Regions from separate parts of the Homo sapiens genome. Here regions 1 and 2 are each linked to region 3. Evidence: chromatin loops called from intact Hi-C (ENCODE). Cell type or tissue: endothelial cell of umbilical vein. All regions are shown on one strand.

Region 1 (4,000 bases), 130 kb before region 3:
TCACTCTATTGCCTACACTGGAGTGCAGTGGCACAATCATGGCTCATTGTAGCTTTGAACTCCTAGGCTCAGGCGATCCTTCAGCCTTAGCCAACTTAGTAGCTGGGACCGCAGGTGTGTGCCACCATGCCTGGCTAATTTTTTTATGGTGACTAGGGTCTTGCCATGTTGCCCAGTCTGGTCTTGAACTCCTGGGCTCAAGCAATCCTCCCACCTTGACCTCTCAAAGTGCTGGGATTATAAGTGTGAGCCACTTCACCCAGCCTAGATAATCTTATTAGGACAAATGCTTAGGACTACAAACAGGATTGTTCTATGTTATATTTCTGGGTCAGTATTTGGTGGGACCAATGAATTAGCTGATTTTTCATTTTTTCTTGTGTATTTTAGAATGTTTTTATAATTGGCAGATATTACTTTTAAGTGAAAAAGATAAAATCTCAAGGAAAGGCTGAGTGCGGTGGCTCACGTCTGTAATCCCTGCACTTTGGGAGGCCAAGGGGGGCATATCACTTGAGGTCAGGAGTTTGAGATCAGCCTGGCCAACGTGCTCAAACTCTGTCTCTAATAAAAATACAAAAATTAGCTGGGCATGGTGGCACGCACCTGTAATCCCAGCTACTTGAGAGGCTGAGGCAGGAAAATCGCTTGTACTCAGGAGGCGGAGGTTGCAGTGAGCCAGGATAGCACCACAGCACTCCAGCCTGGGCAACAGAGTAAGACTCTGCTGTGACACCACTACCAACAAAAAGACTCCCAAAAAACCTCAAGGAAAATAAAGAGTACACTCCTGGCAAGTAGCATTTTCTAAAGCTACTCTTGAAGAGTGGTCTATATTAGGAAAATCTAATTTCCTCAAGAAAGCAAAATCTTTTCTTGACTGAGTATTTCACAGAAAACAAAATACTGTGTGTGTGTGTGTGTGTGTGTGTGTGTGTATTTTATATATATATATAAAATATATATATATATATAGAGAGAGAGAGAGAGAGAGTGATAGAGAGAGAGAGTTTAGTAAGGAAAATATACTAAAAAAACCTCCTCAGATTCCTTAGAAAAGGATAAATTCAGTACTTTCTCAGAATTTACATTTTGTTAAGAGTAGCAACTAGGTTTATTTAAACTAAATTTAGTTAGTTTAAATAAACTCAACAGTCAGTGTGTAAGGCCTTGTAGCCAGCATCCTTGCTGCTTTGCCTATAGCCTCCTGGCCCACCCTGAAGGTCAGCTGTGGCTGGGGTGGGCAGTTGCAGTACTTGCCAACAGCTTTCTGCCTCAAGGACCTGTGTCTTTGCCTCAGGGTCTTCTCTGGATACTTGGAGAAATGCTTGGCCTGAGTATAGGACAGGCCAGAAGTGATTTGTATTAATCCTCTCAGGAGCAACCTTCAAACTAGGAGGGCAGAATTGAGGGATTTATGGCCCAGCTTCCTCATCTCAGAAGGACAATCTGAGGCATGTCCGCCATAGTTTCTCAGTGGGTCCTCAGCAGTACTGGGCCCAGTTGCCCATAGCAGAAGCCTGCTTCTGATTAATGTACCCTTTTCAACTTTCCTTCCTTTACTATGTCACTTCCTCACTCCTCACTTCCCAAACACTTATATCCAAATCCTGTGTCACAGTCTGCTTTCGACAGGGGAATACAATCTAAGGTTGCCTGCTAGAGACAGCTTCTTGAAACAAAGGCTATTTCGTGTTTACTCTGGAATTCCTGATACTTAACATGCCCCCAGCACATATAAAAATCAGATATTTTCCTAGGCCTCAATTAGATCTGAATAACAGCAGAGAAGACAGTCAAGAGTTCTACAGAATGAGGTATACTGGATTAATTTCTATAAGAGACGCAACAAAAGTGCTATAGCATGTAGTCACTAATTATAAATTAGGAGATTGGCAAAGGCTTTAAGGAGGAGGTGGTAGTAAATCAGGCATTTGAAGGATGCACAAGATTTTGTCAAGTGGAGAAGAAGGATTAAAGTGACATTCCAGGCAAATGAAAGAGCAACATCAAAGTCTCAGAAGTGTTAGGGTACATGGACTACTGAAAGAAAATAATAGCGCTCCTGGGCTGAACCTCAGAATACATGAAATAAGAGGGCAGAAAGCAAAATGAAGCTAAATTAGTCCATGGCAGCCTGCACATTCGAGGAAGCTCTGAATAGACAGGGAGAGAATGTTTCAGAACTGCACATATAGAGCTATGTTTTTGGTGTGACTTCTAAAAAAAAAGCCTCACCCACGCATTGACGGTCACTTCCTTTGCTAACATTATTTTGAAAGTCTGACTCATTAATAGAGCATTTTTCCTGAAACTCAAGACATTTAGAATTTGGATATATTTTTCTTTTGTTTCTTAAAGAGGACAAGAAAAAGAGAAAAGAGCTTCTCTTCTTGTCTGGGATTTCGACAAATGTTTGTATCTCACATTGTCTAATTTATTAGAATTCATTTCTTTAAGCTTTCCACTTTGAAGCTATCACTTTTTCTGAAGGGGACCATGATGTGCTCATTCTCCTTATATAAATTAGTTTGTGAACAGAAAGATTTGGGAGACCAGTGCAATGATCATGTAGTATGACAGGTGGGATAAGCATTAGTCTGGAAACAAGGAAACCTGGGCTCTAACTCTGGATCTTCCTCATCCTGGCTTTTTGGCCTTTAGGGAATCTTTAAAACTTTCACTCTCTGTTCAGTGAGGTGTTGGACTAGATGATCTCTAAGATTTCTTCTAGCCCCAACCTCTTGTCCACTTGACAAAATCTTGTGCAACCATGGAGGACATGCCTCAGATTGTCCTGACATGATTAAATCAAGGTCAGAGAAGGAAACTGAGTCTCTTATGAATGTCACTAAAAAAATATTATTTGAAAATTGATGACATTATAACTTTTTGAAGAAATATAATGCAAACATCATTTTCACTAGTTCCTTTGAAAGAGCTATTTTTTTTCTGATGATTTAATGTCAGCTCCATCAATTAAAATAGGCATAATTGTGCTCGTATAAAATAGTAATTTTCTAAAATGCATCTGATGGCACCAGGCCTTGGGGCATATTTCATTAGTTGTTGGAAAGATAATAGCATTTAATTAAGGAATGAATCACAATGAACAAACTAGATTCTGAATGTATTTCCCACTGAAATATAGACATTATTGATAGATGATAGATGATAGTCTGTTTTAAGGGCTAGCATTCTTTAAGATGTTTTAGCACAAAACAAGGTTAAAAAAAATCTTATCTCCTTATAGTCTGAATAAAGTAGTAGCCAGAGAAGCAGTCTTCATAATTTACTTCTACTTTATCATGAACCTTCTAAATCGAGTTGTTTTTTCATATTGGAAAGTACTTTAGCTTATTCTGTCAGTGATTTTTCCCCCACGTGGTAATGATGGAAAGGTCTTAACTTACAGAGAAATAAATATGGGAACAATACCTGTTTAAGCAGCAAGCACAGGGGCAGGTGAGAGAGTCTGGGAGGAAGTTCTTTTGCCTCAGGGTCACTGTCATGCGAGAGTGCTGAACACAGCAGCATCCTCTACTAACTTTAAAATTTAGAAATCTCAAGTAGAGTTCCAGTATTATTCAGGGAATCTGAAAAGAAAAACCACTGTGCTCAATAAATATATATTTTTAAAGTCATATTGGGGCCGGGCACGGTGGCTCATGCTTGTAATCCCAGCACTTTGCGAGGCTGAGGTGGGTGGACCACGAGGTCAGGAGTTAAAGACCAGCCTGGCAACATGTTGAAACTCTGTCTCTACTAAAAATACAAAAATTAGTTGGGCATGGTGTTGTGTGCCTGTAATCCCAGCTACTCGGGAGGCTGAGGCAGGAGAATTGCTGGAAGGTGGAGGTAGCAGCGAGCGAGATCACGCCACTGCACTCCAGCCTGGGCTACAGAGCGAGACTCTGTCAAAAAAAAAAAAAAAAAAAAAAAAAAAAAAGTCATATTGGACTTGAGAACTCTCTAGCCTGATTATTTACTTTTTACACCA
Region 2 (4,000 bases), 81 kb before region 3:
AGATTACAAAGATTTCCCTGGCTAGAGAAAGGAGGAAGAGAAAGAACTCTGGAGATCCCAAGATCAAAGGGGACCTATATACTCTTTCTGGTAATGCCTTGAGCATGATGGTATCAGTTTCCAGTAACAACAACAACAGCAAGATAATGATAGCAGCTAACTCTCCCTGAGTACTGCTATGTGCCAAATATTGTGTTATGCAATTTATATTAAATTAGCTCGTTTTGTCCTCACCACAACTTTGTGAGGTAGGTAATATACATATCTCCACTTTACAGATGCAAACCTAAAGCTGAGGAAATTTTTAAAAATTTGCACAAGACCACACACAGATACGGTGTGCGTAGGATGTGAGTCCAAGCAATGCCAAAGTCATCTTACCAGGGCTGCATACATTTGACGACTCTGCCTCTCTATGGCCAGGCACCCTCTACCCACTAAGTTCCCAGTAGACTGGGAACTTAGGCTGAGAAAACCATCTGCAGCCATTTAAGAGCTTCTTGTTTCTCCTGCAGGACACAGATCCCGATCCTATGGAGTCCTGCAAACAGGCAAACAATGAACAATAACACTCTTCTTTCTCTCCCATTCCAATCACCCAGGTAAGAGGATGAGAGAGAAAGACCAAATAATTACCAGAATCAATTTTCTGCTGGTCTGGAAGATGGGGATTGGTACAAAAAAATAATTAAGCATGAATACAGAAAATAATAAATATATTTATTATACATGTAAGTTTGTAAGGTGAGATTCATACCTATTACATAGACTATAATGCTTTCTCTTATTAGTTTGCATTACAATTAGAGTATTTCCTGTAGATTGTGAAGAAGTACAAGTTAGGACATTTTTGTTATTTAACTTTGTTTCTTGCACATAGGGGTATGCCAGGAATATGCTGGTTGAAAGGCTTATTGAATCATCCTTAATAAGATTTTTCTATTACTCTATTTTTCCCTCAGTAAATTTTGTTCACTTAAAATGTTGAGATCTTTATTGTAAATATAAAGTCTATTAACATTAATAGCTGCACTTCAAAGGTCCTTGCTCTTAGAAATGTATTTTTTACTCTTTATTCTTATTTCTTATTCTTAAGATAATTTTTAAGAATAAATCAGAAAATGTAACACAAAAACATTTCAACCAAAATATTCATTAACCATACCATGTAATTTCCAAGGGCAAAGGGTACTTACAACTGTAATGACAATAGCTGCAGAATCTATCAAGAAAACAATGTTAATGAATAGGAAGGGGAAATACATAATCCATAGAGGAACGATGCCAGAGAGAACTGCAACAAATGACTCAGCAGGAGAAGGTCTTACTAATGTCAAGGGCCAGAAAGCCAAGCACTGTCATCTAAGAAGAAAATCTGCCAAGAAATCAAGACTACTCCTAGAGTTGAAGCAACTTAATGTAAATCAGAGCTACTGTTGGTTTCTGTGATGATAACAGTTAACCAGTTAGTATGCTGCCCTTCTTAGTCACTTCCTTCCCATTCCTCTACCTCTTTGTGGTTTCTGACCTTCAGTCCTAGGAACTCAACAATTCTACAGTCCCAGTAACCCCAAATAGATTTTTTCCCTGTTAGATACATATTAAGGTTTTCAGCTTTATTTGACTTCATGAAGAACAGTTATGTCAGTTACACCAAAGATATGCATAAACTAACAAGTCTGAACTAATACTGTAAAGCATTTGAGGAAAAGCATAGGTTCTTACGCTATTTCCTTCATTCAGTCACAGACCATCCAGTCAACATCTGTTGTTTACTGAAAGTTGGGTATTGCTCTAGGTGCTAGAATTCACAGACTAGCTGGACAGACAGACATATAAATAAATTCTATGTGTAGTACGATAGGTGTTAGAGACATCGCTAAAGTTCCAGGAGAGCACAGACAGGAGAAGGCAATAGACAAAATAAAGGAGAATTTCTAGAGATGGAGATTCTATTGTTTATTTTTATTTATTTATTTACTTAGAGACAGGGTCTTGCTCTGTTGCCCAGGCTGGAGTGCAGTGGTGTGGTCATGGCTCACTGCAGCCTCAACCCCCTGAGCTCACATGATCCTCCTGCCTCAGCCTCCTGAGTAGTTGAGACTACAGGCACGTGCCACCATGCCTGGCTAATTTTTATGCTTTTAGAGACAGGGTCTCACTATGTTCCCTAGGTTGGTCTTGAGCTCCTGGGTGCAAGTGATCCTTTCACCTTGGCCTCCAAAGTGCTGGAATTACAGGTTTGAGCCACTGTTAAAAGGGACTTTGAAACTGGATCTTGAAGGATGTTAGGAAGTTTGCCAGCTGATTCAGAAAGGAAAAGGCAGCTAGGTGAAAAAGAATAATATTAATATTTTGGGGGGAGGGGCCAAGACGGATGATAAGAAGCAGCTGTGTTCCACGGCTCTCACAGAGAAGAATGAAAACGGCAAGTAAATCTGGCGTCTTCAACTGAAATATCCAGGTTCTCGCACTGGCACTGACTAGGCAATCAACTCGACCCACAGAAAATGGAGAAAAGCAGGGTGGGGTGACGGTCCACGTGGGAGCGGCACGCAGGCAAAGAAACCCTCACCGCCAGCCAAGGGAAGCAGTGAGTGATGGCGTGACTCCACCCGGGAAACCATGCTTTCCTGACTCCACCCGGGAAACCATGCTTTCCTACAGATCTTTACAAACCCTAGATCAGGAGATCCCCTCGTGAGCCCACACCACCAGGGCCTTGTGTTCGATACACAGAGCTGTGTGGAGTCTCAGCAGAGCTGTCGTTCAGGCTCACATAGAGACCCAGGTTTTTATTTTTATTTATATTATATACATATATATACACATATATACATACATATATACACATATATATACATATATACATATACATATACTATATATATACATATATATACATATACATATACTATATATACACATATATATACATATACATATACTATATATATACACATATATATGTGTATATATATATATTTTTTAATTTTGACGGAGTCTTGCTCTGTCACCAGGCTGGAGTGCAGTGGCGCGGTCTGGGCTCGCTGCAACCTCCACCCTCAGGGTTCAAGCTATTCTCCTGCCTCAGCCTCCCGAATGGCTGGGACTACAGGCAGCTGCCACCACGCCCAGCTAATTTTTTTTTTTTCGGTATTTTAGTAGAGACGGGGTTTCACCATGTTGGCCAAGATGGTCTCAATCTCCTGACCTCGTGATCCGCCAACCTCGGCCTCCCAAAGTGCTGGAATTACAGGCGTGAGCCACAGTGCGCGGCCGAGACCCAGGAGTTTTACAGTCTCTAGCCCGGGGATTTCTGGCAAGGTGGGAGTTCCATCCATACATTCCTCTAGAAAGGAGGCTGAATCCAGGGAGCCAATCGGCATCCTTCTGTGGGCCCCACTTCCGTGGCACCTCTCAGGTTAAGACCCATTGGCTTGGAATTCAGGTTCGACAATGCAGTGGGCTGGAGATTGCCTGAAATGGACGAGTTGCCAGCGGGAGGGGCTGCCACCATTTCTGCAGTTAGGTCAATTCAGCTGTTCTAGCCTGCTGGTTCCTGGGATTCCAGGTAGTCAGACAAGGAGGAGTCCCCCACAAAATAGCACAGCTGTTATGCCAGATCGTGGCCAGACTTCTTTAAGTGGGACCTGAATCCATCCCTCCTCACGGGGCAGGGCCTCCCTGTGGGAATTTCAGCAACTCCAGCCAGAGTTATACAAACAGAACTCTAATCTTTCCCTAGGATGGAGCCCCCAGGGGGAGGGGGGAAGCTTATGTCTCTGCAGTACAGTCACCTCAGCCTTTCCAGCCTGCTGGGTCTGAAGAGTCCAGGGAGGTCACCCTGATGCAGCACACCTGCTCTATCAAAAAGCAGCCAGACTGCTTCTTTAAGCAGGCTCCTGATCCTGTTTCTCCTGACTGGGTGAGACTCCCAACAAAGGTCTCTAGAAACCTCCTACAGGAGCATCCAGGCTGGGTCAGTTACCCCTCTGGG
Region 3 (4,000 bases):
TTGCAGTGAGCCAAGATCACACCACTGCACTCCAGTCTGGGCGACAGAGTGAGAAATATGTCTCAAAAAAAATAATAAAAATAAAAAATTATAGAGACTAGCCTGGCCTGTATAGTATTAAGAAAAGATCAACAGAATTTATTCAGAGCCCTCTATCACAATGATGATCGTTTTCATTATATGAGCCATTGTCGCTGTATACTAAAAGTAATATACTCAATATACGCAAACATTTTAGTCCCCAATTAAATATGTCTCTGAGGCAACATACTATTATTATACAGTATTTCATATTATCTGAACTTCATGATAAACATGTTTGAGATAATGATCTCGATCTCTGTTTTAACAATTTAGGAATGGAAGGAAAATGCCCAGAAATGCTGACGTTAATAGTTATTCTTAGAATTGTTGAAGTCTGACTTGATGACTTTGAATGCCAAGTTGAATGCAGGTTTTGAGACAACTTTACATTATGCTCTCCTCAAAGGATGATGTGGTAATTCCATTTCTCAAAGTAGCTACTAAACTTCCCAGGTGAAACAAATAAATTGAAAGGACTTCCACACATAGTGAGGTGCCAGTAGATCCACACGGTGCATACCAGACAGTTCCACATTTTTCACACAAGGAGTAAGCAGTCTCTAGCCCCTTTGTTTTTCATATATAAATTGACTAATTTTAAATTGATAAGAATATAAAATTAGATAATAAAGTGCAAAATTTTGAAGAGTTAAAGTGTAATATAAGATGAGCTCCTAGTTTTTGAAAAAGGTATTTATGGTCCAGGTGTGATGGCTCACACTTGTAATCCCAGCCCTTTGGGAGGCTGAGGTTGGTAGATAACTTGAGCCCGGAAGTTCGACCAGCCTGGGCAACACGGAGAAACCATGTCTCTACAAAAAAAACCAAAAATTAGCTGGATGGTTATGCATGCCTGTAGTACCAGCTACTCAGGAGGCTGAGGAAGGAGGACCATCTGAGCCTGGGAGGCAGAGGCTACAATGAGCCGTAATTGTGCCACTGCACCCCAGCCTGGGCGATGGAGTGAGAGACCCTGTCTCAAAAAGAAAAAAAAAAAAAAAGAAAAAAAAAGAAATGTTTAAACAGTGTGAATTCAATCTTCAAATAAAACTTAGAAGTCATTATTTCAGTTGGCTTCTGGTATCAGTTCAGTATTTTCAATAAGAAAGTTATTCAAAAGCAAAATGACACATGGTAGCTAAAACATAAAAATATATATTTTTTCAAAATGATGTTTTACAGCTAGAAAATAATACATAGTAAGCTTAAGTTTTTCAAAATAACTTCTCTTTCAAATTGGGCCCTTCAGAAACACTGATGGCTCATTAATTTCTCAAAAATTTAAAAAATAATTTCAGAAAAATATTTACCTGAAATACATCAGTAGGCATAGGGCCAGGGTTAGCTGATTTAGTTCCATAATTGAACAAATATTTATAACTGGCTCTTTGAAGGGGAAATTTTCTTATAGAAACATCTTTGTGTTTGAGAGTATGAATTCTGGAGCGGACTCTGTAGGTTCAAGTCCTACCTCTGCCATTTGCCAGCTGTGCCACCTGGGGCAAGCTATAGACTTGTTTGTGCCTCAGTTTACTCATCTTAAATATGGGGATAAAAAGGTCTTACCTCAAGTGGTTATTAGGAGTTTGAAATGAGGTTATATATATAAAATACTTAGAACAACCCCTGGTGCATAGGGAGTTTTGCATAAGGGTTACCTGTTACTACTATTAAAGCACACGGGTTGCAAACTAGCTACCCTCAGGCTGTGAACAACTTTTAAAAAACATTTAAATATCAAGAATATATGAGATATAGATTTTTAACTTCTCTTCATGAATAAAAAATATCTGACCATATGGTAGCAGGGTTAGTGGTCATAACCCTTTCCCATTCCTGGGCCTGTTTCTCTTGTTCTGCCCAAAGTTGACATCCATCCTTGCAGCCCTGGGTGGAGCCACAGACCTTTCAAGGCCAAAAACCTTTATGGAGCAGGACCTGTGCTGAGGGAGACACCAGGAGTTTGGCATTCCTGCTCTTCCCTCACCTGCTGAAATTAAATAGTTAAAAAAAAGTGTAAAAATGCCAAAGTTTAAGGAAAAGTCAATAAAGACTAAATGGCATTACTTCCACAGGATCTGTAGTAAAATGTCTTGAGAATGTCCCTTTCCTTTTTTCCCTTTATAGTAAGTTTTTCAGCTCATTGAGTTTCAACTGTCTTCGCCTTTGGCCCCATCCTGTGGTCATTCCTTCTTGTACACCAAGTATGTGCTTCTATGAGAACAATATTTAGTTCTTCAACTTTAAGAGTTAGTTTCAGGTGAACTAACGAACACAAGAATGTTCCCCAGTGACATCCCTCCCCACCCCTCTATCCGTTTTGAATGCTCCCTTTGTTTCTCTACCTTTGCTGTGCTTAATTACAGTGACAGTTATTTTTTTCAGGTTCTTTTTCCACAGACAAGAATCATAAGCCAGCTAGTCCAACAGAAAAAGAATAACTATAAAAATAAGTCCTCTCTGGGAAATGAATCTTTTTGATGTTGAAGTATTTCATTTTCACACCATTACAAATGTTGTTTTAGCCCATGATACACTGAACATCTAGATTCTATAATGATAAGCACATCATTCATTGATCTGACATCATTTAATTTACCTGAACAAATAAGACAATTTTCAGGCACCTTTCTTGTCATCTGATATAATGGAAGAAATAGTTCTAATACTTGTGGTTACATATGCATTAACACCCTGATGTTAAGGTGATAACAAAATTCTCAAATTTGTCTAACCTTATTCTGTGCGTTTCTTTATTATATATGTATTATAAGATCTTAACAGAGACAGGATTTTCCTTTAAATCTGTGACAAAATGTCACTCAGCCTTATAAGGCTGACTCATTTTAAAACTTGCTTTAGAAATGTGTTACAGTGTTATGTGTTAAATTACAGATTTGGAAGATATCCTTTATGGTTTTTCTGAATTGCAAAAAATAGATGTGATAATAAAATGTTATGCATTTCATTATATTCTGCTTCATGTTGTCGGTTGATCATTTAGTGGTAAAGTTGTTTTCTTCCCTTTATATGTGATCTTCAGACTAATTTGAAGTTGATATTTTTGTATTGCATGGAATATCTTCACTGCTTCAGCTTACCATAAATTGTTTCATCCCTTTATAGTATCCTTTAGAAAAAACATTTTGAATTTATAATTCCTGTCCTGAAACATCATAGGAAACTTAATTTGTTTTGACACATAAAAATAGCATCATACTAGAACTTTAATCAGAAGACCACCTCTCCACTGAATCTCTACAATTTTTCAAACTCTGAGACAGGGAGAAAGATAGCCAAAGGTATCACCTTTATTGTTTGGCTTCTATTTTTTGAACTAAATTAATATTATTGAGTTTAGTTGTTTTAAAATAAATTAATTTTTAAATTAAATCAGTTGAATAGGCAATACAATGTTTCAGATTTTTTTTTTTTTTGAGACAGAGTCTCACTCTGTTGCCCAGGTTGGAGTGCAGTGGCATGATCTCGACTCACTGCAAGCTCTGCCTCCTGGGTTCAGGCCATTCTCCTGCCTCAGTCTCCCAAGTAGCTGGGACTACAGGCGCCCACCACCACGCCTGGCTAATGTTTTGTATTTTCAGTAGAGATGGAGTTTCACCGTGTTAGCCAGGATGGTCTTGATCTTGTGACCTCATGATCCGCCTGCCTCGGCCTCCCAAAGTGCTGGGATTACAGGTGTGAGCCACCACACCCGGCCTAAAAAATTTTTAAAAATGTAAATATGTGTAGTCTGCAAAGCCTCCCTTTCCTCATTATATTTTTCCTCATTTACCTCCTGTCCCTTTTTCACACATTGGTAACCACTGTAATTAGCTCATTTTGAGTTCTCCAAGAGTTTCTTCAGGCAAATACAAACCAATAAATGATATATTCTTTCCCTGCCTAGCACAAAACT

What was found. Hi-C counts contacts between places; a loop is a spot of excess contacts. Peaks named below come from ENCODE experiments on the same cell type or tissue, not always from the same donor. Only the 100,000 strongest peaks of a DNase experiment are listed, where the experiment ranks them.
Region 1: it touches region 3 in a loop (4-fold over the local background); 6 of 110 quality-filtered maps call a loop at or near these places.
Region 2: a loop joins it to region 3, with 5 times the contacts of the local background. A loop is called at or near these places in 5 of 110 quality-filtered maps.

What each region holds. Positions count from the first base shown.
Region 1 is chr5:87,193,479-87,197,478 of GRCh38, reverse strand. All of the region lies in intron 2 of LOC101929380 (a long non-coding RNA gene), which reads right to left. Among named protein-coding and RNA genes, the nearest start is that of LINC01949, 44 kb to the left of the region's middle. In endothelial cell of umbilical vein, no CTCF peak of the experiment used is centred here; DNase peaks (open chromatin) are centred at 1,648 and 2,128; H3K27ac peaks cover 2,092 bases.
Region 2 is chr5:87,149,163-87,153,162 of GRCh38, reverse strand. The region is part of intron 2 of LOC101929380 (a long non-coding RNA gene); the gene reads right to left. Among named protein-coding and RNA genes, the nearest start is that of MIR4280HG, 29 kb to the right of the region's middle. RefSeq lists a silencer at 1,364-1,564. In endothelial cell of umbilical vein, no CTCF peak of the experiment used is centred here; a DNase peak (open chromatin) is centred at 1,552; H3K27ac peaks cover 1,900 bases.
Region 3 is chr5:87,068,437-87,072,436 of GRCh38, reverse strand. All of the region lies in intron 1 of MIR4280HG (MIR4280 host gene), which reads left to right. The region is part of intron 2 of LOC105379065 (a long non-coding RNA gene); the gene reads left to right. Among named protein-coding and RNA genes, the nearest start is that of MIR4280, 45 kb to the left of the region's middle. In endothelial cell of umbilical vein, a CTCF peak has its summit at 2,262 (motif pointing left); a DNase peak (open chromatin) is centred at 2,256.